Linked DNA regions of Mus musculus: region 1 is linked to region 2. A link is a loop called in an ENCODE intact Hi-C map of the cell type or tissue named here. Cell type or tissue: heart. All regions are shown on one strand. Links, peaks and the distances in the headings refer to the core of each region. The heading gives the core; the rest is flanking DNA. Region 1 holds the start of Cldn12 (claudin 12). Region 2 holds the start of Cfap69 (cilia and flagella associated protein 69).

Region 1 (16,177 bases), core at 3,346-11,345, 150 kb before region 2:
TCAAAGGTAAAGACCGGCTCAAACTTCCTGTTGAGATGGCTGTTATAAAAGATGGCCCAGATGGACGGAGAGAGGCTCACGGTACCTGCCAGAAAAAACAGGAGTCCGGCCACCAGGTGGCAGCCTGCACTATTGACCAGACACTTGGCCAGTTTGATGTTAGGCACGGAAGAATTGAAGGCCGTGTTACACATTCCAATCAGGCAGAGTAGCAAGGCACCCATTGCGATCACGATGCTGAGAGGCAGGGCAAACTGGAGGACACGCAGGTCCAGCTGGTCAACCGACAGGTACCACGTACGGTCGTACATCAGGCAGTCACTGCTTCCATCATACCGGGCACACTTCACCCACAGGCCCGTGTAAATCGTCAGGTTCTTCTCGTTTCTGTTGAATGTGATCAGCCGCAGTTTCCTCCAGTTAGGAAGCAGAGTCCCCGCAAAGAGGCCTGCGACAGAGGCAATACCACACAGGAAGGACAGGACGGTGGCTGCGTGGACATCTCGGCAGCCCATGGCAGGAGGGCTTGAGCTGTATGGTCAGTCTGGGGGATGACACACACAGGGCAAATCAGGCACCATGGGAGAGCACAGCTAGAGTTGCCACCAACTGGCAGCACATTTAGAGATGAAATGCTAGTGCAGGAGGGAGCTAGCTAGTGCAATCCTAGCACTTCTGTGGCTAAGGCACCAGGACTGCAGCATGTCTGAGGGCAGCCTGGTCTCTAAATTGAGTTCTAGACTAGACCCTGCCAACCACCTACCCATCCTATCAGAAAGAAAGAAAGGTGGGGGAGGGAGGGAGGGAGGGAGGGAGGGAGGGAGGGAGGGAGGGAGGGAAGGAAGGAAGGAAGGAGATGGAAACTCCAGTCTCCTGTCTGTACAATATGAATGTACATTATTAACACATATGTCCCAGATCAAGTGCACACATGTGCTTTGTCATCTCTTTGTCACACAGCAACTAAAATCTTCAGCCATTGTTATTTTTCTTCATAATTAAAGAGAGTAACATCACACCTAAAATTTAAAAGTGGTTGTCAATATTCACTCAGCATACATACACGGGCCACTTTGCATATCAGGTTTTCAATGAAAAAAATAAATCACAAATTATTCAAACTGTAGCAAGCAAGGGCTAGGACACTCAATATCTAACAGCTACAGGCTCTACGACCTCAGCCTCAGCATAAGTGCTCTAACAAATGCAAAGTGAGCCCCAAGCAGCAGGTGAGTAAGCTGTCTGGAGAAGCATGGCAGGACAGCAGGACGGACGTTCAGAGCTGCCTCGTGACCTGGCTGACAGACAGACATTCCCTGTGCCTTCACTCCTCATCTGCAAACTGGGTAAGAAAGTAGAGCCTACCTCACAGGGCTTTTTTCTCATGCATCCAATGAGTTAATGCAATGGCACGTGCTTAGAACACGCCTGAAGCACTGTGTAAAGGGAACGCTGGGTGTGAGCACGAGCGGCTGCCTTTTCTGCTTGACCAGAGCTTAGTACCTGGCACACTACAGTGGCTTAAGCAGCATTTACTGAGCAAATGCTACTTGAGAAAAAGCAAACTCGTCTCGCTACTTTCTGGCACACCAGGAAGTTATTAGAAATGAAATGGGCCCATCTCCAGTCGATCAGAAGAGAATAAAAGGTCCTGGAATTTCTTCTTACCTATCTTCTGGATGATTTAATTAGACTCAAGTGCTTTTCAGGGAAATCTCCAAGACTTGGTATTTATAAAGCTATTAACGTTAGCATAAGATACACGCAGATTCTGAAGTAGAACCCCTTCAGAACCCCTTACCATTGTAATAGAAACAGCACACGGCCTTTCTCTCTTCTCAAATTACAAGGCTGCATGCTCTTCCCATCTATGACTATGTAAAGCAGCATCTGACTCAGATTTAATTTTCTCCAGTTTCCCATGCACCTCAAAGCACTACTTAAACATTATTTTCCACCATGAGGCAACAGAGCAGACAACTTTTAGGGGTACATTTACTTTGTTGTTATTCAAAGCAAGATGAAGGGGTAGAGTTGAGTGACTTTTAAACGAATACAATATCATGATGTTCACAGAATCCATCCTCTTTTCCAGAATCAAGTATTGTCTACTGAGATGGTACAGGAACACTCCCGGGAAGTCGGGGTCAGAAAGATAATCATGGCGAAATGCTAAGAGACTAGCACATGTTTCAGCAAGCAAACATAGTGTTCTGTAGGAAACAGTGTCGTGTTAGACAGCCACACAAACCAGGGATAGTGTTACCAACAAAAACTCTATGCCTGTGTATTCAAATAATACATCATTAAGTGTATACTATCAAAGTAGAGTTTGGCCATAAATGGCCTTAAGTTAGGTTTTTCAAATTAACCACGGGTAGTTCTAAGTTTTCCCACAGTATTAGCTACTACTGATTATGTTGCCTTCTGTCGGTATCAAAAGTTGTAACTGTTCCAGAAAATTTTCAGAATTAAATTGCAAAAAATATAGGTTAGTTTTCATGCAAATTAGAAAAAAAATCCACCCTTCTTGCTTAATTTTAGCAACGACGACTTTGGCTCAGAGCCAGCACCTTGGTGCAGGTTTGAGAAGACTTGTGTTGGAAGTCTTAATGATGCCAAGCCCCACCGCTCAGCTCCAGCTCTTTTTTGACCCGTTTCCCCCACATATGATGAGCAATTTGCATAGCACCTGGCACACAAATCATTTTAGGATTATATGAATGAGAAGTGGGCCGTGTACCGCAAGGCCATACAATGTATTCACAAATGTGGGCTAGACAAAGAAACAGCTATGACTAAGGAGTCAGTCATGCATCAAGTATCTGTGGCATGCGATGCATGTGGAAAATGTCCCGAAAGGACACTGGTCTAGTGTGTTAATAAAAGTATGCTGTTTCATGCAAATACAAAATACTGACGGTTAACCAACTGTATGATTACCATGTATTAAGTGATCACTGTTATTCCATTAAGCGACATAAGGCAGTAAACCATTTATTAAGAAGTTACTGCCCTGGGTTAGGTAAAGTCAGAGCGGTAAGGAAAGGGTTTTTCCTGTTTCTTTTAAAGCTTCAAGCTTCCATCAGCAAATACTCTCAAACTCTCAGCTCAATCACAATTTCATTCTTGATTCCAGAGATGGGGAACAAATACTCACAATTTCAAGGTAATCAGCGTTTCTCCAAGCAGCCTGTCTGCGCCTCTGATCCCTGCAGCCCAAAGGCAGCGAGAAGCACAGTCAGAACATCCAGCCTTGTTAGTTACTCTCCTGCCGCCCTCAGCTGACAGACACCAGACAGCATCAATGGACGTGGGCAGACCAAGCACTTACTTCAGTGCTAAGTGTATTTATACCTTCCTTCAAGTTGATGTTATATTTTATATCACTTCTCTGAACTTGGTATGGTGGCATATGCTTAATTAAACTCTCAAGGACTAACAGTTTTATAGAGTCATCAGAGATACCATGAATTGTGTTTCAGAAAAAGAACATTAATGGCCTCAAGATTCAGGTTCAACCCTAGTGCTGGAATTCATGTTTAGCATCTTGTAACCGCCTTTGGTCATTTCACTTTTTATCCTGTTATTAACTCTATACATCTATAATTTGATAGTAAGTCTCATCCCACTGGTGACATAATGTCTCAAAGGGTGATAGAGGGAATAATAGGAAATGATCTATTTAGTGCTAAAACTAAAAAATATTGCTGACTTGCAGATTAAGACTTGATCAAATTTGAGACACTTGTGCTATGCTGATGAATTCTGTGTCCAGAGCAGTATTTTTGTGATCTGTCACTTCACTTGTTTCCACACAATAGTTTCCCACTTCCTGAATAATTAGGTCTCTAAAAACGTCCAATCTCCCTGAGGCGCACACCCTTTGGCTTCCGCCATGCTCAGCCTCGTTCTATGCCACTCTTACCTTATACAGCTGTCTATGTAACCACACTGTTTAACCTTTCCAAACTTTCCATTTAACCTTTCCAGGTTTTCCACTTTTTAATTTAATAGCTACGTCACATGGTATAGTCTCCCAAACTATTATTTTTAAATACTTATTTTTATGTGAGTGCATGTGTGTCTATGCATCGCATGCATGCAATGTCTGAGGTCAGAAGATGATGCCAGATCCGCTGAAACTGGAGTTGGCTGTTAGCTACCACGTGGGTGCTGGGAACCAAACCAGGTCCTCTGAAAGAGCATCAAGTGCTCTAAACTGCTAAGCCAGCTCTCCAAGCCTTAAGGACTTCCTCAGCCCCACCATATTCTTTAACTGACATCCAGTCATGTTGCTGGGAGACCTACTAACCCCTCCCTTTCTGGTCACAGCCGTCCTCCATCCCCAGCTGCATGACGTGAACAGCGGGGTTTTACGTTTTCTTTGGTAGCAGTGAAAATGCTTACAATTCCTTGTTTAGATATTCCTTCCCAACAGACTGTGAATTTCAGGGCAGAGATCCCTGTGTTTGATTTGTTGAGTTTCCTACTGACACACAGACAGTACTCCATTACTTACTGACTGAAGGAGTCAATACATAGCTGGTCCATATGAGTCTAGCTAGGGTACAGAGGAAATTATAAATTTGCTTTAGTGGAAGTTGAATTCATTTCATTTGGGACAGGTCCCCACACCCTCGCCTCTGAAACACTCAGGCTGATTCTCGATTATGTGTCTGTTTCTGCTACTTACTGGCAAACAGTCTCTCCAATTTTGTAAAATGAAAGAAAGATTTTTCTAGCAATAATGACAGAACTTTTGTTTTGGTGTGGTTACTGACCAAATCAAATATTCTGTTCTAAAACAGTGACTCCACATTTGTCATCTGTTCCAGAGTGACTTTCAGAGAAGAAAACTTAGTCTATCAATGTTATCGATGGTATCATTTTGAATAAAAATACTTTCAAAAGATTATTTTTTCTGGCTTTGAAGAGAGTTCAAAGAAAGCTGATGCAGAAATAGTGGCTAAGAGCTTTTGGAATTCTCAAAACCATTATAGTTTTTTCAGAGACAATTCCAAGGAATCACTACAAAAGAATGTATGTCTCATGGCCACTAAATTAATTTTTGATGCTAACAGTGGCTATCCCTTCTACCTATAATTTGGGTCTTCTTGGAAACTGTAACCATCAATCACTGTACCCACAAAGGTTCTACACTTTTATTTTGCTGAAGAAGAGAAGAACAGCAGCGTTCCTGACTGAGACAGCAGAAACATTATATAACCAGGGACAGGGGCATACTCACCCTTTCCCTGTGCCTGATCCTCCAAAGTCAGCTTAGTGAACTCAGATGCAACAGGAGCACATCTGCACACAAAGCAGAGATAATCTGGACCTACCAAAGTAGAAAAATGCTCCAAATTACTACAGTCCTTCCTTCGCAACTCTATTTTAACTCACATATAACTGGGGGGGGGGGGGGGGCAGTAATTGTCTAGACTTAATAATAAAATGCTACAGCCAAACAGGCAAGCAATAAGTTTTTCAAAAAGGCAGTTTAAGGTTAGGGGTGTAGCTCAGCTACAATGCTTGCCCATCATGTAGAAGGCCCAAAGTTCAAACGCCAGCACCACGACAAAGCAAAAACAAAAACACAACAACAACAAAAAAAATAGCACAGGCAATTTATTCTTATATTCACTATTAGATATGAGCCTCAAAGGAAAATAACTCTTATTTTGTGATTTGAAAGTTCGGGATAATTAAGGCTAAAATTAAAAATCACAAATCACTTTACTGGGTTAGAAATCTAAGAAAAAAATTAATAGATTTATTTTTCAAGATCTAGTTCCTGCCTACCGTGTCATAAGGAGCACGGTGAAAGAAAGCACCATGCAGTTGCCTTGGAATGAAAAGAAATGCACTGTTTTCTAAAATGTTTAAAAGACGGTATTTACCATAAAACCAGACAAAACTAATCTGCTCTGTACAACCTAAAATTTGCAACTAGTATGTCCTTTTTAGTTTATGTTGTGTGGTATCTATCGTCCTTGGCTCAACCTGCCATTTGGTATGTTTTCATATCTCTAAAGAGGAGTGACTTCCTGTTGGAATACTAGTTAACTCAAACAGGTAGGATGAGTGAAAAACTCATAAACGCCTGGCAGCTTCCTGGATCCAGGCGTTTATCGCTGGCCCTATTACAGTAATTATGCAGGATGTGGCCTGGGTGCTGATTTCCATCGAGGTTCCCCACCTCCCATCTACGATTCTTGAGTTGTTATCAATCAAGATTGTTGCTTCGAAGTCAGAAGGGCTCGTTTTACAATCAATGACCCCAATCGGACCCCTGGGCAACCTTTGCCATGAGGTCACCTGGCATAGCAGTTCTGCAGTGAAGACTAGCCCCTTCGCAGAGCAGGGCAGTGTCGAGGGACAGCAGCAGCCAGATCGGCACGTCCGGGTGGGAGCCGCGTCCTCAGGAGACCCCGAGCGGCCGAGCCTGGCAAAGGGGGGGCGGCTGCGCCCAGCCAATGGCGTGAGCCCTCCCCGGGCGCACGCTCGCCGCTCGCCCACCCCTGCCCGGTGCGTGGGGAGAGCGAGCAGGTCAGCGTTACACAACCAGCGCCGTCAGCCGCTGGGTCCAAAATAGCAGCCAGCTCGCAGCTCGCAGCTCGCACCCCCGCCCGCCCCCAGCCCTCGGCTGCCCCGGCAACGCGGCTCCACACTCCTCGGAGGGGACGAAAACGTTGTAAACGCGGTACCAAATACCTCCTCGGCCACTTTTCCACGTCCACCCATGTGGGCAACCTTTCAAATGCCGACTCGCCGCCGCTTCGCCGTTTCACGCAACACCTTCAACTACTTGCAAAAGACTCGGAAACGGGAGCGTCCCTGACCACACCTACCGGCTCCTCACGGCTCGGGCATCCCGCTCACCCACTCCGAGCCGCGGCTCCTTGGTCTCCCTCCGCTGCCGCGGAAGTGCGTTCTGGCGAAGCCGCCCCGGAGGCTTCAGGGAACCAGTCAGGCTCTCCCCTGGCTCCGCTCGGGAATACCTTGGCTGCCGGGAACTACAGTTCCTAGCATCCATCGGGCCGCTGGCCGCGGGCCAATTCCTGAGACCACCTCCTTCTTCCGGGTCCCGCCTCCCTCGTTTCCTCTTGCACCTTATTAGGGATAGGTTTACGGCTTGCTTTAGAATGCTCTCAATCACACGCATGAGGGACAAATTTGAGATTCGTTTGGTTACTCAATCAAAAGTTGTTCATTAAGTGCAAAAAAAAAAAAAAAAAGGTCTAACTCCATAGCCACACAAATTTACAAGGGGCACTTTGCTTGTTACTTCTGGGGTTAACTATAGGCAAAAGATACCCTACTGCAGCAAAATTCCATACATAAAACTAATTATTAAGTATTCTAATTTGACTCTTCTACACATCAGCTATCCTCTCTCGTCTTCTCTGATATGTGCATCCTGTGCAGATAAATATGTCAAAGGACTCATACACAGTATTTAAGTTAAAAAGAGCAAAAATGATGCCTGTGAATTCCAGTTGATTCCATCGCACTATATACATACACACAAATAGAGAAACAAAAACTGTCGATGTTGACAACTCTTTTCTTTAATTATCTTTTTTTTTTCTTATTCACTTTATATCCTGAACACTGCCCCTATCCCCATCAACCCCCTCTCCTGAGTCGGGGAGCCCTCTCGACCCCCCAACCCTGGCACTTCAATTCTCTGTGAGGCTAGGCACTTCCTCTCCCACTGAGGCCAGACAAGGCTGCCCAGCCAGGTACGTAGCCCAAGTACAGGCAACAGCTTTGAGGTAGCTCCTACACCAGTTGTTTGGGGCCCACATATGAGCTGGAAGGCCTAGGTCCAGCCTGTGTTTGTTCTTTGGTTGGTGGTTCAGACTCTGAGAGCCCCAAGGGTCCAGGTTAGTTAACTCCATTGGTCTTCCTGTGGAGTTCCTATCTCCTTCAGGGCACAGCAATCCTTCCTCCTATTCTCCAGTAAGAGTCCCCAAGCTCTGGAGACTGTTTGGCTGTGGGTGTCTGCGTCTGTCTGAGTCAGCTTCTGATTGGAGTCTCTCAGAGAGCAACCATGCTAGGCTCCTGTCTGCAAACATAACAGAGTATCATTAATAGTGTCAGGGATTGTTGCTTGCCTATGGGATGGTCTTTGCTCCATCACCTGTGCCTGCATTCCTTGTAGACAAGATAAATTTTGGGTTGAAAGTTTTATGTGTGGATCGGTGTCTCTATCACTCCACCAGGGTTCCTGTCTCGCTACAGGAAGTAAGCTCTTCAGATTCCAAATCTCCATTGCTGTCACAGCTAAGGTCACCCCCATAGAATTCTTGGGCGCCTCCCATATCCCAGGCCTCTGTGATGACAAGTTTTTTATTATTTAATTTTTTCATACAAATATTGATTATATTTCCCTCTCCCCCAACTCCTTTCAGATCTTTCTCACCTCCCTACCCACCCAACTTCATGTTATTTATCAAACATACAAAACTCAATAAAGCAAACAAAAAGTCCCAAACCAAATCTAATCAAGAAGACGTGGAGTCTTGATTGCAGTAGCCAACTGCTCCTGTGGTTGATGTCCTTTTGGATAAAACTGATCTCTTTCCTAGTAGGTATCAATTGCAAAGAACCTCTAGGCTAGGGAACAACTTTTGAATCTAAGCAAGTACACACTTTTTTTTGTATACTATTCATTTAAATGGTCTGTAGCTTCTCACTTGCAATTTCTCAAAAAAGGATACTCAATTCTCAGAGTTGACAGGACTGTAAACGATCCCACCCCATTCTTGTTTGACTCTGCCCTGCTGTTACCTTGGACAAGAAGACCCGCTGTGTTTTATGGTCTCCATCTGTAGAACAGTGTGTTTGTGCCAGAAAATCATGAAAATTAAATTAATCTAAATCTTATAAGAAGGAAAACATAGAAAAGCACAACAGTACCTCACATATAACAAGGACTTGGCTAATGATACTTTCCATTTTGTGTTGCTATAGTAACAACTGGACTTTTACTCAAAAAGGGAGAAAAGTCTATTATCTGTCCACTGCTATCCTCTTCTCATGATGGCCATATTGCTTCAGATGGTGAACGAGTCTATCTAAGGCAAGAAACAGTCAGCCCCCAAGCAGAACTGGAGAAAGTGGGTCTCTAGCACACAGGTCTTGTAACCCCAGTCCTGTTTCTGACCCCAGCTTCTCTGCCTCCTGTGTGTGGACAAGGTGCCTCATGGCTCCTCTCCTCCCATGCCAGTGCCACAGTGATGGGTTGTACTCTCAAATGTAAGCCAGAACAAACTTTCTTTCTATGTTCTTCTTGTTGAGCACTTTGTGAGATTACTTTGAGAAATGCAGTGCAGCCCCCTCTTTCTTTTTTTCTTTTTAAAGATTTATTTATTATATATAAGTACACTGTAGTTGTCTTCAGACACACCAGAAGAGGGTGTCAGATCTCATTACAGATGGTTGTGAGCCATCATGTGGTTGCTGGGATTTGAACGCAGGACCTCTGGAAGAGCAGTCAGTGCTCTTAACTGCTGAGCCATCTCTCCAGCCCCCTCTCTTTCTTCCATTCCTGTTCCATACTAAGAACCCTTTGACTTCTTGGGGACACCCAGACATACAGGACACCACAGTTTTTTTGGACCTGATTAACAGTTTTAAATTCACCCAAAACCTTACCTCACCCCTTGCCATGAAACATGACATATTTAGATTCAGAAAAGCTTGTGATTGACTATAGAAAATCTCATTCTGCCTGTCATATTCCAAGAACCTCTTCCAGGCTGAGTCCAAAAATCTGGTTTTTGAGTCTTAGTTTCTCTACTTTTTTTCTTTTACCACTTTTCCAAAAAACGTCTTTTCCATGGATTTGTCGGTGTTACCATTTCCATTTCTAACCTCCCGAGTTCTGTGTCAACCCTTTCTTTCCCTTTCTTCTCTCCAGCCTTCATTGTAATTAACAACAGGCTAGGTCCTGCTCTGCTCAAAGTCAACTTACTCTCTTGGAGCAGAACAACCAATTTTCTCAAACCCACATCTTTGGCCCAGACTTGCCATTACTTTAGTATATAATTACCAGCCCATGCGCTTTTCTGCTCTTGCTTCAACTTCAGCATTTGCTAATACAAATTAACTGTACTCCTATGTACAAGGTCTTACTTATTGTGTGAATGGTTGCACTTCGTTAGCCATTACTATGGATATATTCTTTATACTCTGTTTAAATTAGGAAACATCTTGATTCCTCCTGTGATGGACAAAGAAAACAAGGGCTGGAGGATCATTTCAGTCCAGGAATTCAAAAGGCTTCCTGGGCAGTGTAAAATGTTAACTAACACACACACACACACACACACACACACACACACACACACACACACACACAGCACACAGCACACAGCACACAGCACACAGCACAAGCAAAGAGAAAACTTTACTCTGATGCATTTTCAAAACCTGTTAGGAATCCATAGTACAGTTTGTAACAGGAAGCATGACAGCTCATTTCTTTCTTTTTATGAGTTATGATATTTAGGACTGAACTTATGGCCTCCCACATGCAAAGCAAGTGGTAGTCCTAAATATCATAACTCACTAAGTGATAGTCCTAGCCTTTTTTTTTTTTAGCACTACTGCATTCATTCATTCATTTTTTTATTCAGGATTTTATGTAGCCCAAGTTGACCTTGAACTCATCCTTCCTGCCACTGTGGTTACAGAACTATCCTACCAAACCTGCAGTAAGTTTCTAACCTTTAATAACTGCTCTCTGAGAGTCTCAGAAGGACAGATGACACAGAAGGGTTTGTCTAGAAGTGAGGCAATGAAAGCTCTGCATGTACCCGCTTCCTGCTTCCCAAACTGTTCAGTGTAACCATGACCTGCACTGGTTTTCATTTTTTAAATGAGAAACTTTTTCCTTAAACTTTTGTAGGATTGCATTACAGATTTGGAAACAGCACATATCTGGTTCTTTGAAACTGATTAGCTTCTATGGCCTCATGTTTTATAGGAAAGTCCATCTGTATTCATCGTACAGTTCTTACTATTGTTCTTGATGCCAAATGGTACCGCTTCTGGGAAAGATTGTTTTTGAAGCTGAGGTCAATTATTCTATAGTACTTTTGTTCTCCCTGTCATGATGCAGCTGACCAGGGGCTTGTGCTACTTTATTCAATCATGTTTCAAACCCAGTCAGAGGCTTGTACTCAACATCTGTCCTTGATTTAAAACAGTCTTCATATCCTGTAATTTTTAGAAAACCATATACAAATAGAAATAAAGGTATATTCTAGCTGTGCAATTATGTCCTTTTGTTTAATACAGTAAAATTATACTGAAGCCTTCTTAAGGCTTTTTATATAGAAATAATCCCAAAATAATGTTTGATAACCAATAAAAATGAAGGCATTGGTTGGAAACCACTGGCAATTTCAGAAAAACACACTGAAACCTGAGGTCATAAACAAAGGAAGCTTTTGTCCTTTGCTTTCAACTTTGAGCACACTCAGAATTTAGAAAGTAAATAGGAAAAAAAAAACTTCGTCATATATTGCTCTAAAATTAATTATAATATAAACCACATATCCTGTTCTTCGAATTCCAAGTATTTCAAAGGTCATGTTTCAGGCTGTAGCTATGCCTCACATTGATTGGTATCTGGGCATCCCATAGACTTAATTTCTACTGGACACATTTTAATGTTATGTACAAATAACCTCCTCTACAGTCTTCCAAGTACCTGATAATTATTAATTGCTAAACTGACACGTGGTGAAAAACATTTAACAATTATAATTTGCCTCAGATAAGTAGGTGGGTACAGTCAGACATAGTAGTTGAACTCACCCTGTCCTGATCAGAGCCAACAGAGGCAGTGACCCTGCTTAAATATCCACGGGGAATTTTCAATATTCAAAATTACCCTCCTTCTATCCCTTCCCCATTTATATTGCCTGCCTTTTATTCTCCTTCCACTAGTGAACAACATGCATGCAAAGATGAAAATGAAACCCCTGGTAGATATGCTCCCACTGCCTGCCAAGCACTCATCAGAAAACAAGACACCTCTTTAAGAGGGGAAACAACAACAAAACTGCTTCTCCTTTCATTGATTTTACAGTAAAACTATATTGTCTTAACTGCTAATATTAAATGTCAACTACCATCTCACTGGCTTAATCCCAAGAAATAAAATTTTGTAAAGCAGACCATTTTTTCCCAAATGTCTTCTAAAATTGACTATTTGAGACTCATAATATTTTCTTTTCTTACTAATAGTGAGGTAGTCTCATTATGTAGCCTTGGCTGACCTGTTATTCAATAGGTAAACCAGGCTGACCTCAAACTCATAAAGACACAATGCCTCTGCTGGGATTCAGGTCATGTGCTCCTCACCACGCCCAGCTTCTCACAAAGTTTTATAAAGCTTATATGCCCCTGCCAACATTAAAAAAAAAAAATCAGGACATTTAGATTGCACAGGCAAAAGACAGAGGCAGAAGAACAGACAGGATCGCCATGATAGGGGAACAGAGAGATCAGACTTAAGATCCTGACGACATGTAAGAATCAGGATAAGTGGCTACAGGGGCCACTCCCCTGACTGGATCTGGGGCAGCAAAGATAAAATACAGATTTAAAAAGTGTTAACTAGGGGAGCCATCTTGGTTGGATGAGAGAATCTCAGGTGCAGAAGATTCCATAGAGAACATGGGCACAACAATCAAAGAAAATGGAACATGCAAAAAGATCCTAACTCAAAACATCCAGGAAATCCAGGACACAATGAGAAGACCAAACCGACAGATAATAGGAGTGGATGAGAATGAAGATTTTCAACTCAAAGGACCAACAAATATCTTCAACAAAATTATTGAAGAAAACTTCCCAAATCTAAAGAAAGAGATGCCCATGAACATACAAGAAGCCTATAGAACTCCAAATAGACTGGACCAGAAAAGAAATTCCTCCCGACATATAATAATCAGAACAACAAATGCACTAAATAAAGAGAGAATAATAAAAGCAGTAAGGGAGAAAGGTCAAGTAACATATAAAGGCAGACCATTGTTGGTGGGATTGCAAGCTTGTACAACCACTCTGGAAATCAGTCTGGTGGTTCCTCAGAAAATTGGACATAGTACTACCGGAGGATCCCGCAATACCTCTCCTGGGCATATATCCAGAAGATGTCCCAACCAGTAAGAAGGACACATACTCCCCTATGTTCATAGCAGCCTTACTTATAATAGCCAGATGCTGGAAAGAACCCAGATGCCCCTCAACAGAGGAATGGATACAGAAAATGTGGTACATTTACACAATGGAATACTACTCAGCTATTAAAAAAATGAATTTATGAAATTCCTAGGCAAATGGATGGACCTGGAGGGCATCATCCTGAGTGAGGTAACCCAATCACAAAGGAACTCACACAATATGTACTCACTGATAAGTGGATATTAGCCCAGAAACTTAGGATACCCAAGATATAAGATACAATTTGCTAAACACATGAAATTCAAGAAGAACGAAGACCAAAGTGTGGACACTTTGCCCCTTCTTAGAAATGGGAACAAAACACCCATCGAAGGAGTTACAGAGACAAAATTTGGAGCTGTGACAAAAGGATGGATCATCTAGTGATTGCCATATGCAGGGATCCATCCCATGATCAGCTCCCAAACGCTGACACCATTGCATACACTAGCAAGATTTTGCTGAAAGGACCCAGATATAGCTGTCTCTTGTGAGACTATGCCGGAGCCTAGCAAACCCAGAAGTGGATGATCACAGTCAGCTATTGGATGGGTCACACGGCCCCCAATGGAGGAGCTAGAGAAATTACTCAAGGATCTAAAGGGAACTGCAACCCTATAGGTGGAACAACATTATGAACTAACCAATACCCCGGAGCTCTTGACTCTAGCTGCATATGTATCAAAAGATGGCCTAGTCGGCTATCACTGCAAAGAGAGGCCCATTGGACTTGCAAACTGTATATGCCCCAGTACAGGGGAACCCCAGGGCCAAAACGGGGGAATGGGAGGATAGTGGATTGGGGGGGGGGGTATGGCGGACTTTTGGGATAGCATTGAAAATGTAAACGAGGAAAATACCTAATAAAAGTAAAATAAAATTAAAAAAAAAGAAAAAAGAATCAGAACAACAAATGCACTAAATAAAGATAGAATACTAAAAGCAGTAAGGGAAAAAATTCGAATAACATATAAAGGCAGGCCTAGCAGAATTACACCAGACTTTTTACCAGAGACTATGAAAGCCAGAAGAGCCTGGACAGATGTTATACAGACACTAAGAGAACACAAATTCCAGCCCAGGCTACTATACCCAGCCAAACTCTCAATTACCATAGATGGAGAAACCAAAGTATACCATGACAAAACCAAATACATGCATTATCTCTCCACTAATCCAGCCCTTCAAAGGATAATAACAGAAAAAAAAAAAACCAATACGAGGATGAGAACCACACCCTAGGAAAAAACAAGAAGGTAATCCCTCAACAAACCTAAAAGAAGACAGCCACAAGAACAGAATGCCAACTTTAAGAACAAAAATAGCAGGAAGCAACAATTACTTTTCCTTAAAATCTCTTAATATCAATGGACTCAACACCCCAATAAAGAGATATAGACTAACAAACTGGCTACACAAACAAGATCCAACATTTTGCTGCTTACAGGAAACTCATCTCAGAGAAAAGGATAGACACTACCTCAGAATGAAAGGCTGGAAAACAATTTTCCAAGCAAATGATATGAAGAAACAAGCTGGAGTAGCCATTCTAATATCTAACAAAATCGACTTCCAACCCAAAGTAATCAAAAAAACCAAGAAGGGGCACTTAATACTCATCAAAGGTAAAATCCTCCAAGAGGAACTCTCAATTCTGAATATCTATGCTCCAAATACAAGGGCAGCCACATTCATTAAAGAAACTTTAGTAAAGCTCAAAGCACACGTTGCACCTCACACAATAATAGTGGGAGACTTCAACACACCACTTTCACCAATGGACAGATCATGGAAACAGAAACTAAACAGGGACACACTGAAACTAACAGAAGTGATGAAACAAATGGATCTGACAGATATCTACAGAACATTTTATCCTAAAACAAAAGGATATACCTTCTTCTCAGCACCCCATGGTACCTTCTCCAAAATTGACCACATAATTGGTCACAAAACAAGCCTCAACATATACAAAAATATTGAAATTGTCCCATGCATCCTATCAGATCACCATGGACTAAGGCTGATCTTCAATAACAAAATAAATAATAGAAAGCCAACATTCATGTGGAAACTGAACAACACTCTTCTCAATGATACTTTGGTCAAGGAAGGAATAAAGAAAGAAATTAAGGACTTTTTGGAGTTTAATGAAAATGAAGCCACAACATACCCAAACTTATGGGACACAATGAAAGCATTTCTAAGAGGAAAATCATAGCTCTGAGTGCCTCCAAAAATAAACTAGAGAGAGCACACATTAGCAGCTTGACAACACACTTAAAAGCTCTAGAACAAAAGGAAGGAAATTCACCCAAGATGAGTAGAAGGCAGGAAATAATCAAACTCAGGGGTGAAATCAACCAAGTGGAAACAAGAAGAACTATTCAAAGAATCAACCAAACGAGGAGCTGGTTCTTTGAGAAAATCAACAAGATAGATAAACCCTTAGCCAGACTCACGAGAGGGCACAGAAAAAGCATCCTAATTAACAAAATCAGAAATGAAAAGGGAAACATAACAACAGATCCTGAAGAAATCCAAAGCACCATCAGATCCTTCTACAAAAGGCTATACTTAACAAAACTGGAAAACCTGGATGAAATGAACAAGTTTTTAGACAGATACAAGGTACCAAAGTTAAATCAGGATCAGGTTAATGATCTAAACAGTCCTATATCCCCTAAAGAAATAGAAGCAGTCATTAATAGTCTCCCAACCAAAAAAAGCCCAGGACCAGATGGGTTTAGTGTAGAGTTCTATCAGACCTTCAAAGAAGATCTAATTCCAGTTCTTCACAAACTATTCCACAAAATAGAAACAGAAGTTACTCTACCCAACTCATTCTATGAAGCCACAATTACTCTGATACCTAAACCACAAAAAGACCCAACAAAGATAGAGAACTTCAGACCAATTTCCCTTATGA
Region 2 (16,177 bases), core at 5,412-13,411:
GACCTCAAGCTATACTACAGAGCAATAGTGATTAAAAAATAAACAAACTGCCTGATATTGGTATAGAGACAGACAGGTTGATCAACAGAATAAAATTAAAGACCCAAAAATAAAACCATATATTTATGAACACTTGATTTTTTTACAAAGGACCCAAAAATATACAATGGAATAAAGAAAGCATCTTCAATAAATGATGTTGGCCTAACTGACAGTCAGTATATGGAAAAATGAAAAAACATTCATATTTGTCCCCTTGTACATAAACCAGATACACTTGAAAATAATAGAAGAGAAAGTAGGAAAGGGCCTCCAGCTCACTGGGATGAAGGGTGAGTGGATATTTCTTAAATAGAACTCCAGTGGCTCAGGCTCTAAGATCAAAAATTGATAAACAGGACCCTATGAAACTGGAAAGCTTCTGTAAGGCAAAAGATATAGTCAATGAGACAAAATGGCAACGTAAAGATTAGGGAGAAAAAAAAAAAAACCTTACTAAACCCACATCCGACAGAGGGTTAATATCCGAAATATACCCAATCAAAAAATGGGGTATAGACCTAAACAAAGGAATCTCGAATGGCTGAGAAGTACTTAAAGAAATGTTTACAGTCCTTAGTGATCAAGGAAATGCAAATCAAAATGACCCTGAGATTCCACCTCACACCAGTCAGAATGGCTATGATCAAAAACTCAGGTGACAGTAAATGCTGGAGAAAGAGGAACACTCCTCCATTAATGGTGAGATTGCAAGCTGGTACAACCACTCTGGAAATTAGTCTGGCAGTTCCTCAGAAAACTGGAAATAGATCTACCTGAAGGCCCAGCTATACCACTCTTGGGCATATACCCAAATTGTGCCCCACTATACCACAGGGGCACATGCTCCACTATATTCATAGTGGCCTTATCTATGATAGCTAGAATAAATGTCTCAGAGTGGAAAAATAGATACAGAAAATGTGGTTTCTATACAATGGAATACTATTCAGCTATTAAGAATGTAGACATCATACGTTTTGCAGACAAATGGATGGAACTAGAAAATATCATCCTGAGTGAGGTAACTCAGACTCAAGAGGACATGTATGGTATATATTCACTAATAAGTGGATAATAGCCAAAAAAAAGTACAGAATACAATCCACAGAACTCAAGAAGGTTAGCAAGCAGAAGGGGCCAAGTGAGGAGACAGAGGGAGGGAGGGACCTAAGTGGGAGAGAAGAGGGGGAGGGGAAAAGGGGAATATGATCAGGAATCTTAGGGGACACAGAAGAAAAGCCCTGAGGGCCAGCAGAATGAATGGAAATATGCAACCTGGAGGGTGGGGATCCCTCTACCAAGTACTAGAGAGCTGGGAGGTGAGAGTCCTTCAGGACTCAAAGGGAGGGACCTTAGATGATGAAATGCCCAACAGTGGGGAGAGAGAACTTGTAGAGTCCATCTCCAGTAGAAAGGCAGTCATCAAGTGGAGAGATGGTGTTGCCATCACACAGTCAAAAACTCTGACCCACAATTGTTACTGTCTGAAAGAACAGCAGGGACCAAAATGGAGAAGAGACTGAGGGAAAGGAGGTTCAGTGACCAGCCCAATTTGGGACCCATTTTATTTTTAATTTTTAATGCAGATACATTTACAATTTAAACATTTAAAATTCACAAAAACCAGTTATCAAAAGATAAATTATTCTTGGCGATTTTTATCTCTCTTCTCTATAAAGAAGTAGCGCCTAAGACTGTTAAAACAATAGCTGAATGTGTGTATTTACTAAGCATAGGATTTTGCTTTGCTTTTGAGGCTTTCTTTGAGTTGACTGCCTTTCTATTTATTAAAAATGTACATCATCTTTGAAAATGACTATGTGTGGTTTCACATTAGCTATCTCTGAGGCTGTTATCAATACTTGGGTAACATCAGGAAGGTGCAGTGTATGACCATGTGTGTATACACAGTTATCTTTTCCCACTAGAGTTCTGAGTCTTCCTAAATAAGAAGTGTTACTTTGTTTGTATTCTCATCATTTTTATTAGGACAAATCATCTATGTATGTGTAGAAATCTGTTTACATGTCCTGACTCAGATTATAAATTTTATATTAGTCCTCTTGCTATCATGTCTCTTCGCCAGTCCTATTTGACAAGAATTATTTACAAGATAGATCCCTCTTTCTCTAGTCTTCAAATATTAACCTAGGATAGAGAGTCCTTCCTCTACTCTTGCAGATCTTTGATTAGAGCCAACATGGATGGGTTGGACTGTCTTATGAAAACAAATTGGTCCTCATAATTCAAATTCTTTGAATATAGAACGTACAGTGTAGGAAAAGTTTTCAACTTTCAAAGAGGAATAAACAACAAATGCACCAGAGGGCGTGCCTATTACTGCTCAGGGAAAGACAGTTTTCTACGTGATGCAGCAAGAATGTCTCAAAGGTTACTCACCTTATCCTCCTCTTCAAGGACTTTGATGATACGATTAAGGTCCATAGGCTTGAAAATACCCTGAAAACACAGAGCTCTTATTATTCCACAGCATGAGAATGAAGAGATTAAATCAAGCACACAGGACCACACCCACCTTCCTGACCCTCCCACAACCTCACACACATGTTCTTTGGAAATTTCATAGATGTATACAATGCATCTTAATCGTATCTGCACCCACTCCCTCTCTCTACCTTTATTCCACCCCCCTTCTCCCCACTGTATCTTCCTTCCTGCTTCCAGGTCTTCTATTTTTCTATAACATACTGAGTCAAATGAAAGCCACCCATATGTACACAACTATGAGGTTATCAAATCCGTCACTGGCAACCTGCCACTGTCCACTCTCTGTGACTCTCAGTCCCATAGCAGCTATTGATTTTCAAAAGCTCCTCAGGCATGACTGGGGCCTTGGAAACCATCCCAATTGTTCAATATAACTATTAAATTGATATTTTAACCATTAACAAATAGTTTGGTAAACAGAGTTTTGCCTTTGGAGATACAGAGTTTTAACTGTGTCTGCCTGCTGTGGTTACTTCAGCTTTCTCTTTTCCTGTTTTTTTTTTTCTTTCTTTCAGATTTTATGCATGAAGGGATAGCTACAGACAAACAGGGTAGCCTTTTGTGTTATAATTTCTGAAATAACTGTCTCCAAGAGGCATCATAGATGGAAGCATGCAACAACCCACAGCCAAACATCAGGTGGAGCTTGGGAAGTCTTGTGGAAGAGTGGGGGATAGAACTGAGCAAGTCAGAGGGGTCAAGGACACCACAAGATTTAGAGTCAACTCACCTGGAACCACGGGGGCAGGGGGGGGGATCACAGAGGCTGAACTACCAACCAAAGAGCATGCAGGGGGTGGACCTAGGCCCCCTACACATTTGTAGCAAATATGCAGCTTGGTCTTCATGTGGGTCCTCCAACAACTGGAGTGGGGGTTGTCTCTGATTCTGTTGCCTGCCATTGGATCTCCTTCCCCCACCTGGACTGCCTGGTTGGGCCTCAGTGGGAGAGGAAGTGCTTAGTCCTGCTGGAACTGGGTGTCCTCGGGTGGGGTGGTATCCAAGGGGACTTCCCCTTCTTTGAGGAGAACAGGAAGTAGTAATAGGGGAGGGATTGGTAAGGGTGGGACTTGGAGGGGTATTGCAGTCAGGATGTAAAGTGAATAAATAACGAGATGGAAAAGAAACAGACACCCAGGGGACATTAAATCAGCAAGTTCTATAGTACAGAGTAAGATGACAATGTTAAAGAAAATTAAATGGTTATAAAGTACTGGCTTGTTTGAGAAGACTAATTTGGCACCAGTAGTCAGTGAAGGGCTGACTCACAGAGAGGGCACCATTTCAACAAAATGTTAGAGGGGATGAGAGAACAACCAGGGAATAAAGCAAGGACAATGAATGTCTCTGCAGTGGGCACAGAGCGTGCAAAGGCCTAGGGGCTGGAGCAATTGGCAAACTTGAGAAGCCAGAAGGTCAAAGTGACTGGGCCTAGCTTATAAAGATCTTCATAACCTAGGACTTAAGTTTCCACTCTGAACCCAGAGTCAAGGGGCTCGGGAAAGGCACGTAACTGTATTTCCGTCCATAAGGAAGACATAATCGAATGGAAAGCATCTAAAATGATGCAATGAGTAACATAAAATAACCTATAATTAGGTATGAAGTGGCATGATTCAAAGCTAAAACTATTCCTGCAGGGATAGATAAATAAGGATGAAAATAAACAGGAAGTGCATCCGGTCTGAGGAGACTCAGTCCCTGAAGATAGGCTGAGACTAGAGAAGTGTACAAGAAGAGAAGTGGCCATGCATTCTAACTATGTAATATCACCTCCTATTTGTTTGGTATTGTGCTGGGTATTACACTAAAAATGCAGCAGAAAAAAGACTAATACGATTCTGTCCTCATGGAGATGAAGTTAAGCAGGGCATCAGATCCAGATGGGAAAACAGAACGGAAGCATCCAGGACGAGCATTGAGCTTAGACGGCACCAGCTCAGGGCTGCTGGTGCTTTAGTGCGACTTGAGGGAGCACTTTAAGGTCTCCTGTTGGTGATTATAGCAGATTAGATGTGCAGTAGGGCCCAGATATGCCCAGTGGTCCCAAAGTTTTCCTAGAAGACTGTAATGGTCATGTAGGGATGGGGAACACTTACCAATTATAGGCTGCTTTCATAGGATAGGAAAAAAGCTAGAGATGTTAAGTCAGTTTAAAGGCAATCTTGGCACACGACTTTAATCCCAGCACTCGGGAGGCAGAGGCAGGTGGATTTCTGAGTTCGAGGCCAGCCTGGTCTACAAAGTGAGCTCCAGGACAGCCAGGGCTACACAGAGAAACCCTGTCTCGAATAAAAAAAAAAAAGGCAATCTTATTAGATATGGGGAGCAACAGTATCCTGAATGAAACTGAACATATTCTAGGGAAGGGGGAAGCATAACAAAGAGTGAAATGGTGTCTAAAGACAATAGATTTGGCAGAGAACAGATATAACCCAATACACAGGCCAAAAGGGCTGAGAGCCTGGGTCTGATGGCATCTGTGGTCAGCAAAGATGAAAGGAGAGCAAGCAGGTCTTTGGGAGTCCCACTTGGAGCCTCTTACTTTTTTTTTTTTTTTTAAACAACATAACACTACCTGATCTAGCTGGGGGAGGGCTGGGATTTTGTTTCCTTGCTATTGTTCTATAATCTGAAACACAGGAAACTATTGCTGTCAACCTTTCCAGGAATTAGTTTTGAAACTAATTTGTTTATGTCATCCTCCTGCTATCATCCACTAAGAGTTGCTACTCAGCTTGGGAAACGGGTCTCCCCACTAGTAGCAGCAGCATTCCCTGAACATTTGAGGAAATGAGAACATGAAACTCCACCCCTGAGCTGCAGATCCACACTTTTGTACGATCCCTGGGCTCTTTACACACACAGTGGGTTTGGGAAGCTCTGCTCTAAAGAGGCTTGGAGTTCTTTAGAATAATGGAGGTTGCTAGAACCAGATCTGAAACAGACCGAGCGTAATCAATTAAATGCTCATGATTTCCACTGGTTCAATAAAACTGCATTGCTACATGGATCCACTTTCTTAGAAAATAAGGACTTCACCTCTAGTGCCTAATGTCCCTATCTTCTTGAACAGGGCTAAGAGCCCTGGGACTATTTCTAGAGAAGCAACCTCATAGCACCAGATCTAATAAAGGTTTAACTACCCCGTAAACATCATCAGAGTTTATTAAGAACAAAAATAGAAGAACTTGTGATTAGAGCCATCAATAAAAACCACACTGATCCTTACAGTATGTGTGATGAGCATGGTGCTAAATGACTCACGAATCTTTCTTAAAATAATTTAGGAGAGAGACAGTTACAAATCCCTTTCAAAGGTGAAAACACAAGTAGAAAAGGGAAGCAACTTCACCAAATAAAATAAAAATTGACCATGGGCTGGACCTAGGGCCCCTGCACATATGTAGCAGATGTGCAGCTTGGTTTTCATGCAGACCTCTCAACAACTGGAGGGGGCAGGTGCTGGGGGGCAGGGGTGGGATTGCCCCTGACTGTTGCCTGTCTGCAGAGCCTGTTCCCCTAACTGAACTGCCTTGTCTGGAATCAGTGGGAGAGCGATGTGCCTAGTTCTGTAGAGCTTTGATGTGCTAGGGTAAGTTTACACCTGGGGGTGGGTGTTTGGGGGTGAGCAGGCTTCTCCTTGTCAGAGAAGAACGGGAGAAGGGGCTGTGGGGAGAACTGAGGGGGGCTGCAATAAGGACGTAAAATGAATTAATTAATTAAACAAACAAACAAACAAATAAATGAGGAAACATAATCACTAAATTTTAGCAGGATTCTACTGTTTGGAAATCTAAAAAAAGATAGTTTTCTTAAAGCTTTAATAATCATTAATGTAGGCAGAGTCAAAATTCTTACAAGGTTAGAATGCTCAAGTTATGAAAAATCACAACAAGGACATAACAGCATTCAAAATATTCATGTTAGGGTGACTCAAATGCTTCAAATTTAAGTCTATAATAAAATAAGCCCTTAGAAGCATAGGTAGAAAAAATAGCATCTGTATAGCAGGACATCTTTAGCTGCTACTTTTAAAATTTCAAATTCTCCATGAGGGGTTTTTGCTTGCTTGTTTGTTTGTTTTGTTTTTCAAGACAGGGTTTCTCTGTCTAATCCTGGCTGTCCTGGTACTCACTCTGTAGACCAGGCTGGTCTCAAACTCAGAAATTTGCCTGCCTCTGCCTCCCAAGTGCTGGGATTAAAGGCATGCGCTGCTACCACCACCCAGCACTCCATGAGTTTTAATGACAAATAAATATCCCAAGCTTTAGATGCCTCCATGAATAAAGAATGATGGCAAAACTGAGTATCTTGGTATATGTGGCACTATATACTCCTTCTATGTGCATTTGGTTTAAGCTGTACACAGTCTTTACAACTGACATTTTTAAAAGGTGTTTAGGCTTATATTTACTTTGTATAGGGAGGTGGGTGTGGAGGCGAGAGAACATACTGAGGAGTCAGTTATCCCCTTTGAACACGTGGGTGGATTCTGGGGTATGGAAGTCAGGCTATCTAGCACCCATACCCACTGAGCAGTCTCCAGGCCTTCACTAAGCTGAACACAATGAACATCAGTACTATCAGAATCTCCATCTTAATCTTCATTATTATCTCCACATGTCTTTGATTTCATAGCTGGTGGAATGGTTTAGCTGTTTCTTGCATACAGGCAAAAGTGGAATGCTTTGAATTTTGAAGCGTCCAAAGGTCTCTCTGCTGACTTGAACAGAGGACTAAAGGTTATCGTCTTAAGTATTACTAGGAACACTAGGCCCCACAGTGAGTAAAGGAACTGGGTGGCTACAGTTAGTTCCTGGTGGACTTAAAGACACTTTATTTGTAAAGGCAACTGCAAGCAATACACCCAAGAGGAATGAGAGAGCACCAAGATTTCTCCTAATTCTGAATTGTTTTCTATTCCATTTCTTTAGGAAGAAATTGCCTTTTGATTCTCTCAGTACTTTCTAACAATATGAATACTCATAGAAGGAGAGGCAGGAATGAACACAAGACACTTCTAGCTATGTTACTTCCTATGTCACGAACTTCTTTTTTCTTTTGCAATGACCCATTGAACGTCTTTAAACTCGTTTGTCTGTGTCATGTAATCTTTGCCCAAAGAAAAATGAGAGTCAAACTCACCTATATAGTGGCAATGCCTAGCTTCCTTGTAGCCCAGAGAGTGGAAAGCGGTGATCACTCACACGTCTCCGATCTTGTACAGGAATACCTCCACAAAACTGATTAGGGAAATTCCCCTGGCATCCCCTCTTTATGTAAAAGTAGTTACTCTGAGGGCTGTTGGCGTACATGTGTGAGAGCCCTCAGAGAGCTCCACCCAGTTCCCACAGAAGTAGTCCCAGCCAACTGACTGCTCCCAAGTAACTCTCCAAGGCTCCAGGATGTGGCCACAGGAGACAGAGTTCCTGACGCAGTCTGGGAGTTGTGACGTCTCAACAGGAATTCCCATAGTGGCCCCCCACACCATTAGTGTGGGGGCAATGCAGAGAGGTTCCTCAACCCAATTTTAATAATCTTTACATTTATAACAATAGCAAACCCGAAAACAAGTATAAACACAACAAAGAAAATTGTGCCCAGCTCTCCAAACAGCATCTGCCCTACCTGTGAGTGCAAGCTTCAGAAGCAGGCAATTTAGCAGGAAAGAAACCCAGGGAACGCCACTTTATAACGGATCAATAGACCAAAAACCCACCACAGTGATCTAGTTATCAAATCAATGTCAGTTCCTGTCGTGGCCACACTTGAAAGAGCGCTCCCCCCCTCGCCCCCCCCCCCCGCGCCCTTTATGAGAACCACGCAGCTAGAGTCCCCAGACAGATTGGTTGACGACATCCAGTCCCCTCTTCACTAGCCTCCAGGGATCAGCTGGGCTATCATTATCTCCATCCCACAGGTTCCCAAATCTCATTCTGGTCTTCATTCCACTGGGTTGCCCTGGAGCCTTATGCCCTTCTCCGCTCCTGCTGCACAGCCCGGCCGTACCTGCATCTCCCCATCCGGGATCGCCACCCCAAACACCGGGATTGTGCGGGGACTGCCGGTCTTCGTCCTGCCGCCCGCCTCGGCGGCGTCGGCCGTGGTGGCCGAGGCCTCCGCGGTGGACATGGTTCGGGGTGGGAGCCTGAGGTCTTAGGTGCGTCCGCAGCCACGGACCCACGAGCCCTGGCAGAAAACACGCTGCTGAGCTAGGGAGGAGAAAGACCCCGAAAGTTCTGTCGTAACCCCCGCCGCAGCAACATAGCGGACATCCAACTGCTGTTAGTGCCCACAGGAGGACCAAGGCACCCAGCGCGCTCCAGTTGCTAACACAAGCCCGGGCGTTGCTAGGGGCGGGGCTTACGGAAGCTGGGAGAGCCAAACTTCACCAAAAGAGGGTCTGCTGGTGTGCGGCGCGGGAGACAAAGGAGACCAGTGACTGAGATCGCGGTATGCACTTAGTGTTTCAGTCTTGTAGCAATGGCCCTTGCTTAATAAGTGCCTGTGTGGGGCGGAGGAGTATGAGCTGGAGGTAAGATGCATTCTGAGGGATGTGATTGGCATAATCTTGAAATCTGAGCACTTTACCCTTTCTGCAGAGATAGGACCAGTCAGTGTAGCTTAATTTCCCAGGTGTGTGTGTGTATATATACATATATATATATATATATATATATATGTATATATACACACACACAAATATATATATATGTTGTACTTTTGTACTGGCCTAATTGAACAGTTAGACAAACAAATAAGGCATAGTACAGACTTTTGAAAATCTTTCGAGCAGTAGAGTGGTTGGGTGTCTAGTATGGCCTGGGATGGAAAGTTCTCGTTTTTGCAACCAGAGAAAGACACTGACATTCTTCACAGGATGTGTTCTCCAACCTGGCAAATCAACAGTCCAGTTTTGTAATTGTTTTTCTACGATAGCATTTATTTTATTCATTAGTAGGTTGAGAAGCAAGAGGGACAGAAGTCTCACGCACTTCATACTCAGTCGCCTTGTGATCTCTTCATAGAGTACAAACTTCATGCTACCATCTTCAGAAGGCTTACACTCTATGAAACAGTCTGGCCTGATCTTTCCCAGGAAGCCTGTATTTTTTCTGTTGTTTTAGATGTCACGCTTAGTGGCATGCTCTTTTTTTTTTGTCTTTTATTTTGTTTTGTTTTTTGGTGCTCACTGTATAGTTAGTGGAATTTATTGACGAAATAGCCCAACCATGTTATGCTACTGAGACTAAGGCAATTAAAAATTTGTACATAGCCACTAATTTGCTTACTTGCTGAGTGAAGGTGTGGCTGTGTGTCCCCAGCCTGTGACATGCTGGAGATGTAGGTAGGCATGTTTGTGAATACCTTGTCTGGTTCCAGTTTGCCTTTATAGTGAGTTCCCATGTGATGCTGATGTAGTTGGTCTGAAGGCCATACTCTTGGTCCTTCTAGTCAATATCATAGAAGGTGTTCAATAAGTGTTCATGAAAATGTCAAGGGCTAGATTTTGATTTAAGGTAAAATGAAAGAATTTTGTAAATTATCTAGATTAAGCATTTTAGATCCTTGCTACTCAAAGTGGTTTTCATGGGTTTCCTAACTGTGTGGCCATTAGGGGCTCGTCAGGAATGCAGAACTTTGCACCTCCTGGTGTGAATAATGCCCATTTTAACAAGTGTACATATAAAAACTAAGAAGCTCATGATGTGTAGTTTTTTGTTATTATTGTTTTGGAACAGTTTTACCAAAGTTAGCCATCTCAAAAGAAAAAGGAACTGGCTGGGGCTTCCTCTATTTGCAAATGGACTTGGTGACAATTATTTGTTTCACAGCATTTCTCCTTAGAAGTGCACCAAGGTTTATGTTTTCAAGAGCTTCGACTGTTTAAATGTGTGGATTTAATTTTAATTACTATTCATTGATCCCTGTTTATGATGATGCAGGTGAACATAGATGGATAAAAAGATTAATGTCTACCGAGATGTCCAATTACTTCAACAAAAGATCAATTAATAATAGAGAAACGCGAGAAATCAGGTCTACCCAGGGAATCGGAATGTTTCAGTGCGTCAATACATTGGCCGCTCGCAGAACGTAGCATCATGAAGATATGACTTAGTGCTTCTTAGAAGCACTTGTACATGTAAAACAAAGTTTTCATATATCAACCTAAATACAATTTGTACATTTAGAAGTAATGAACGAAGTTAAACATAGACTTAAACAAATTCAATACTAATATAATTCTTACCATTTTGTTTTTCACCGTGCCTCATTAGCAAGTTAGCAAAACTGCACTTATTCATTATCATGAATTACAAACATTTTGTAAGTATTTAAGTTACATGTGAATTTAATTCTCTCTAAACCAATGCTGCTTGTCCTAAATGTTCAAACAAAGATTATTACCTGCTGAGACAAAGTAGTTTGTTTAGAGAACTTTTATAGCATTATATTAAATATTATTAATATAGTGGGTTAGCTTTTGGGGAAATTTCTAGCAGAAGAGTGCTGGAATTTAATTTACTCATGCACTTTAAACAGTCTTTTTCATATTGACTTAGAGTTGCCAGCCTACAAACTAATCACCTCTGAAATTTATACATGACAAATGGAACAGAAAAGACAAGTAGAACAGCTACCCCTGAAGTCAGATACTCAAATCAAAAATGTATCCATAGTAATTCAGATTGCAGGTGAAGCCAGGGAACTGTTCCTATGTAGAGGACAAATGCAGTATGCAGTCACGGAGGAAATAAATTTATAACACCAGACAAAAAAGCAAAAACAAACAAAAGACCTGCTTCCACCAGATCAACTCTTTAGCTTTTGACACAGCAGTATCCCTATGAAGTGAAAACGTTCCTGCACATTTAGAACTATCAACTATGTACTGTGCTTACATGGTAGAGGGCAAAATGAAGGCCCCTAGATACAGGTTTTTATTGTAAAGTAGGATTCACTAGATACGCTTATTCTAATGACATCAAGTTGTATAAATTACCTCACTTCTGTGGATTGCATAGTCCTTGCATTTGTTATTGAAGTCTGCAGTAACAAATGCTTAAAAACAAAGATTTTCTAACAGTCCTGAAGGCTGGAAAATCAAGACCAAGGCTTTGTGTAGACCTTTTTTCTTGGCTTGCTATTTTCTTCCCTTTACGTCATGTGGCTGTCCATGTCCGTTTTCTACTTAAAAGGATGTCAGTCATATTGGATTAAGATTCACCCATTTGATCTCACCCCTATGATCTCTTTAGGCCAGTCTCCAAATACAGTCTTTTTTTTTTTTTTTTTTTAAGCGGTTGGGGGATAGGACTTACCATACAAGTTTTGGAAGACACAATTCAGCCCATAATAAATTTCACCATCTTTTAAGTTAAAATAAGAACTTTATGAACAGCCTGAATAATACACTATGTTTAGTTAAAGTAAGATTGGTATTATCACCTGTAGAATACTGATAATTTCCAGTGTGTAAATTGCGATGTTAATTTAATGCCTACTACTTTGCACTTGTTCAGTATGAATCTGTCACCAAGCCTCTCAACGCAATCTGGATTTAGAGCTTGCGAGGTCAGATGCCTACAACCACAAAGATAACTTTATTTCATACTCCATTTGCCAGTCAACAGCTCCACTTGAGCCTGCCTGTTTTCTGAGCCCTTCATAAACACACAGTGGGCATCACTTTATTTGGGACTGTTGTTTCTGAGGAGGGGAAAGGAAAAAGCGTAGATGTTGCTAAACCTGGCTTTGGAACAGGTAAAGCTAATTGGTAAGATTTATAGGATATTGCCATGAAGGTCTGCTGAATTGCATTTTGGAACATTCCATCTAGAGGAAACAAATGGATGGTAGATCTCCTAGTGCAATTTTATGTCGTGTCTCCTCAGTCAGGGTTTACCTTTCTTTCGGGATGCCATATTAGGAAAATAAAAAGGCCACGTAATATGTGTCCCATTCTTAAAATACATATGGTAAAAGGCTATTTATTGTTTGCCTGTAACTCAGTTTTCACTGAGAATCCTCTTCTGGTAACCTTGTCAGGATACACACTGAAGCATCTTCATGCAGATCCACGCAGAGTCCATTTCTCCTGCTCTGCTGTGTGTATGGGACCCTTCCACATGAAGCAGTGTGACACCGGTGATGGCAGCACCCTAGCAACTCCTCCCTAGGAGGACAGGGCAGCTCTGGGCCACTGGACAGGAGGCAAGCCAAAAAGGGAAGACAGTGATGGTGAGCAATGTGAGGCTCAGGCAGGAAGAAATAGGCACAGAAGAGAGGAATGGTATAATTTTCAATAGAAATGAGCCGTGTCCCTTTAAATATCTGCTGTAGAACAAACTGTATTAGACATGAGACACTTAGCAACACATAACACTATATTCCTGTCTTACAGAATAGCTTAAATATTGTAGGTACCCTCATCTAAAACATGCTCAATAAAATGAAATGATAGTCTTTAAATAGAATTTTCCTAAATGACTTCTGTGAAAACAAAGAGTCCCCTACCCTAGCAAAGCTATCAGTTGGATTGCTTTCTGGATGTCCTTTTAAAAGCAAAGACCAAAATATTAAATGAAACATTCAAGTTATTCAGTAAGATAGAAAAGCAGAATGAATAAAACATTAAATAATACTTTTAATTGAAATGTTTATAAAGCAGATCTATGAGAATGACATAAAATCATGGTGTATAATTTAACAGCAACTTGTTGCAGGATACAGGCCTTTAGCAAAAATGAATACACACAAAGAAAATTATACACATCAATACAAAATAGCTAATGAAAGATGGGGATAAAACTAAAGTATAATTAATTAACAACAGAATATTGATTTTAATATAAATTGTATATTATCCTTCAAAATCTTTTAAAACTCAGGATTATTACAGTCTAACCTATTCAGGAATGTTAAATTTGTATTGCGAGAAAGAACTGGCAGGGCTAAAATTTACATTTCACGGAACCTAGAAACTTAAATTTATAATGGTTGAAACGCAGGGAGAAGCAGAGGCTTGTCTGTTCGCTATTCTCTCCTCAGCCTTTTCAGCATGATGCCCTGACCCTCTGGGGACAGTTGTTTACCCACAGCCTCGTCAGCCAGACTGAGGGCCCACGAAGAACACATACCAAGTTCCTTCCCTTCGAGCAGAGTCCTCAGAGACCAGCACTCATCCCAGGGTCACCTCTCAGTGAGTCACAGAGATTAGTCCCAAGGGCACCTAGCTCCAGGAGTAACTGTGAAGCCAGTCCTCAGCAGCTCAAGGGTGAGGAAAAGACCGTGAAGGACGAACATCTGTGAACTGTCGGACAGAGCACCTGCCTTGCTTTGTGTGTTTAGTCAACAGGAGAGTCCCTAAGCTACCAGGAAGATTCCTAGCCTGCCTGCATTGTGGAAATTTAGTGATTTGTAAAGTTAAAAACAATCCAACAATTCCTAGTATGGATCTCAGGTTAACCAGAAGCCCTGTTTTATCATATGGCTAGGACCCCTGAAAAACTGAGCACTTTATAACACTCATAAGTAGGGAAGAACCTGTTCACTCCTGGGGTTCACAAGAACAGAGTTTCCACTAAACTGGCTACACTTTCATTTAGAGTTAATTACAAAGACAGAATAGATGCTGGAACTTGTCCTGCTGAATTCAGAGCAGTGGAAGGTTGGGCACCTCATGTTCCTGACATCACACAGAACCATAACACTGGACTGGGTGCCTTACACTGTGGGTGCTATTGCTTTGTCGCGAATGTACAGAACAATTCTGCTGTCTTTCAGTCTGCTTGCACATCTCAAAAGCAGGATTTTATAGATTTATACAGGTATATTTAGCTGTTTGTAGTATATTATAAATTATATTTATGATACTTATATTTTAAATGCCATATGAAAAAGCTAAATTTTGTAATAAGTAAGCCTCATTTGGGGAGGGAACATCATAGAATATATTACTAAATAGCTTAATGACATATAAAATTTAAAGTAAGACTTTTGTTATTTACATAAGAGAGAAATAATAGCAAAATTGAATATATTCATTTTCCTTTTCTTTCTTTCTCTCTTTCTTTTCTTTCTTTTTCTCTTCTCTTCTCTTCTCTCTCTCTCTCTCTCTCTCTCTCTCTCTCTCTCTCTCTCTCTCTTTCTCTATCTCTCTTTTTCTTTCTTTTTTGAGGCAGGGTTTCTATCTATATATAGTCCTGGCTATCCTGGAACTCACTATGTATACCAGGTTGAATATATGCTTGGAGCCCCTTTAAAAAATAATTTTCATAACTTAACTGTAAGTAGGAATATATTTTTATCAAATTAATAATTAATTTTGAAAGTAAAATTCTTCAGTCAAACTTGAAGTTATGCTTATTTATAAGAATCCAGCAGTTACACATGGACACATCAGCACCTTCTATAATGTACAAAATAATTAGCTCTGATAAATAATCAAAATTTACTCACACTTTATAATGTTTTAAAATTTTAAATAGAAAGCTCATGGAGATTCTCTGAGCTAAATTTCAGTGTATCTTCTTAAAATGGATGGATACATTTATTATTTAAATGTGGTTTTAAATATTCTTAATAAAGGAGAGAAGAAATCTGCACAAAAGTTAAGTAGCATGATACATGTTATATGGGTTTTTCCCTCAGGAAAAATTATTTGGCTGTCGTTACAGAGGACTGAGACGGGTTCTGTTTTCTACACTCCCATCATTTCGTCTCTTGTCCTACTCAAGACAAACATCAGGAAACACATGTTCACTCCCTTAAAGTCTCCCTACCTTCTCTCCACCCCTAAAAGCTTTAAATTCTATTTCATTGACGTGTGTGTGTGTGTGTGTGTGTGTGTGTGTGTGTGTGTGTGTGTGTGTATGACAGAGAGAGATACACAGAGAGACAGAGACAGAGAAAAGGAGGAAGGAGACCATGAGTGTGCTTGTCAGAGGACAACGAGTCCGTGCTCTGACCCCACATCCATCCCAGGGGTCAGACTTCTCCATCCCAGAGGTCAGGCCTTTCAGCACTTAGAATTGCAAGGACTATATTACATTTATTCTAAAAACGAAAGCTATTCCGTTTTGGTAGCATTCCAAAGAAAAAGTGTCATTTGAAATTAAATTCATAGCTTTTACATAATTTCATATTTTCAAAGGTCCCATGTATGTATATTAGCAATAATTTTATATTACAGGCTTCCTATCATATGCATAACAATGTACTTTAATCATCTAACTTTTAGAAATATTTCATTGTATTTCCACATTTAATTGCCTTACAGTAAAGTTCAAGAAGTAAGCAAGTATTAAAAACACATTGCTATTTTTCACTAGTTCATGACAGTACCGGTATGTAAGTATGTATGTATGTATGTATGTATGTATGTATGTATGTGCTATACAGTGTCTCACTGCATATGTATGTATGTATGCATGTATGTACTTAGTGTCTCGCTTTGTACTTATGTATGTATGTGTGTATGTATGTATGTAAGCATGTATGTATGTACTTAGAAAGTGTCTCGCGGTGATGGCCTGGAACTCACAGTGTGGACCAGGCTCATCTCTAACTCACAGAGAACAGCCTGCATCTGCCTCCTGAGTGCTGAGACTAAAGGCAT

The links. Hi-C counts contacts between places; a loop is a spot of excess contacts. Peaks named below come from ENCODE experiments on the same cell type or tissue, not always from the same donor. Only the 100,000 strongest peaks of a DNase experiment are listed, where the experiment ranks them.
Region 1: a loop joins it to region 2, with 2.7 times the contacts of the local background. A loop is called at or near these places in 3 of 42 quality-filtered maps.

What each region holds. Positions count from the first base shown.
Region 1 is chr5:5,507,911-5,524,087 of GRCm38, forward strand. Cldn12 (claudin 12) reads right to left here and starts at 7,066. Exons shown (of 4, transcript NM_022890.2): 1 at 6,855-7,066; 2 at 5,252-5,341; 3 at 3,161-3,212; 4 at 1-544. The coding sequence starts at 515. In heart, for the core only: no CTCF peak of the experiment used is centred there; DNase peaks (open chromatin) are centred at 6,471 and 6,971; H3K4me3 peaks cover 1,626 bases; H3K27ac peaks cover 1,503 bases.
Region 2 is chr5:5,655,346-5,671,522 of GRCm38, forward strand. Cfap69 (cilia and flagella associated protein 69) reads right to left here and starts at 8,887. Exons shown (of 23, transcript NM_172447.2): 1 at 8,563-8,887; 2 at 2,443-2,502. The coding sequence starts at 8,685. It overlaps Steap2 (six transmembrane epithelial antigen of prostate 2), which reads right to left. Exons shown (of 6, transcript NM_001103156.2): 6 at 9,484-16,177. It overlaps Gm40262 (a long non-coding RNA gene), which reads left to right and starts at 9,032. Exons shown (of 3, transcript XR_868231.3): 1 at 9,032-9,088. In heart, for the core only: no CTCF peak of the experiment used is centred there; a DNase peak (open chromatin) is centred at 8,846; H3K4me3 peaks cover 1,524 bases; H3K27ac peaks cover 681 bases.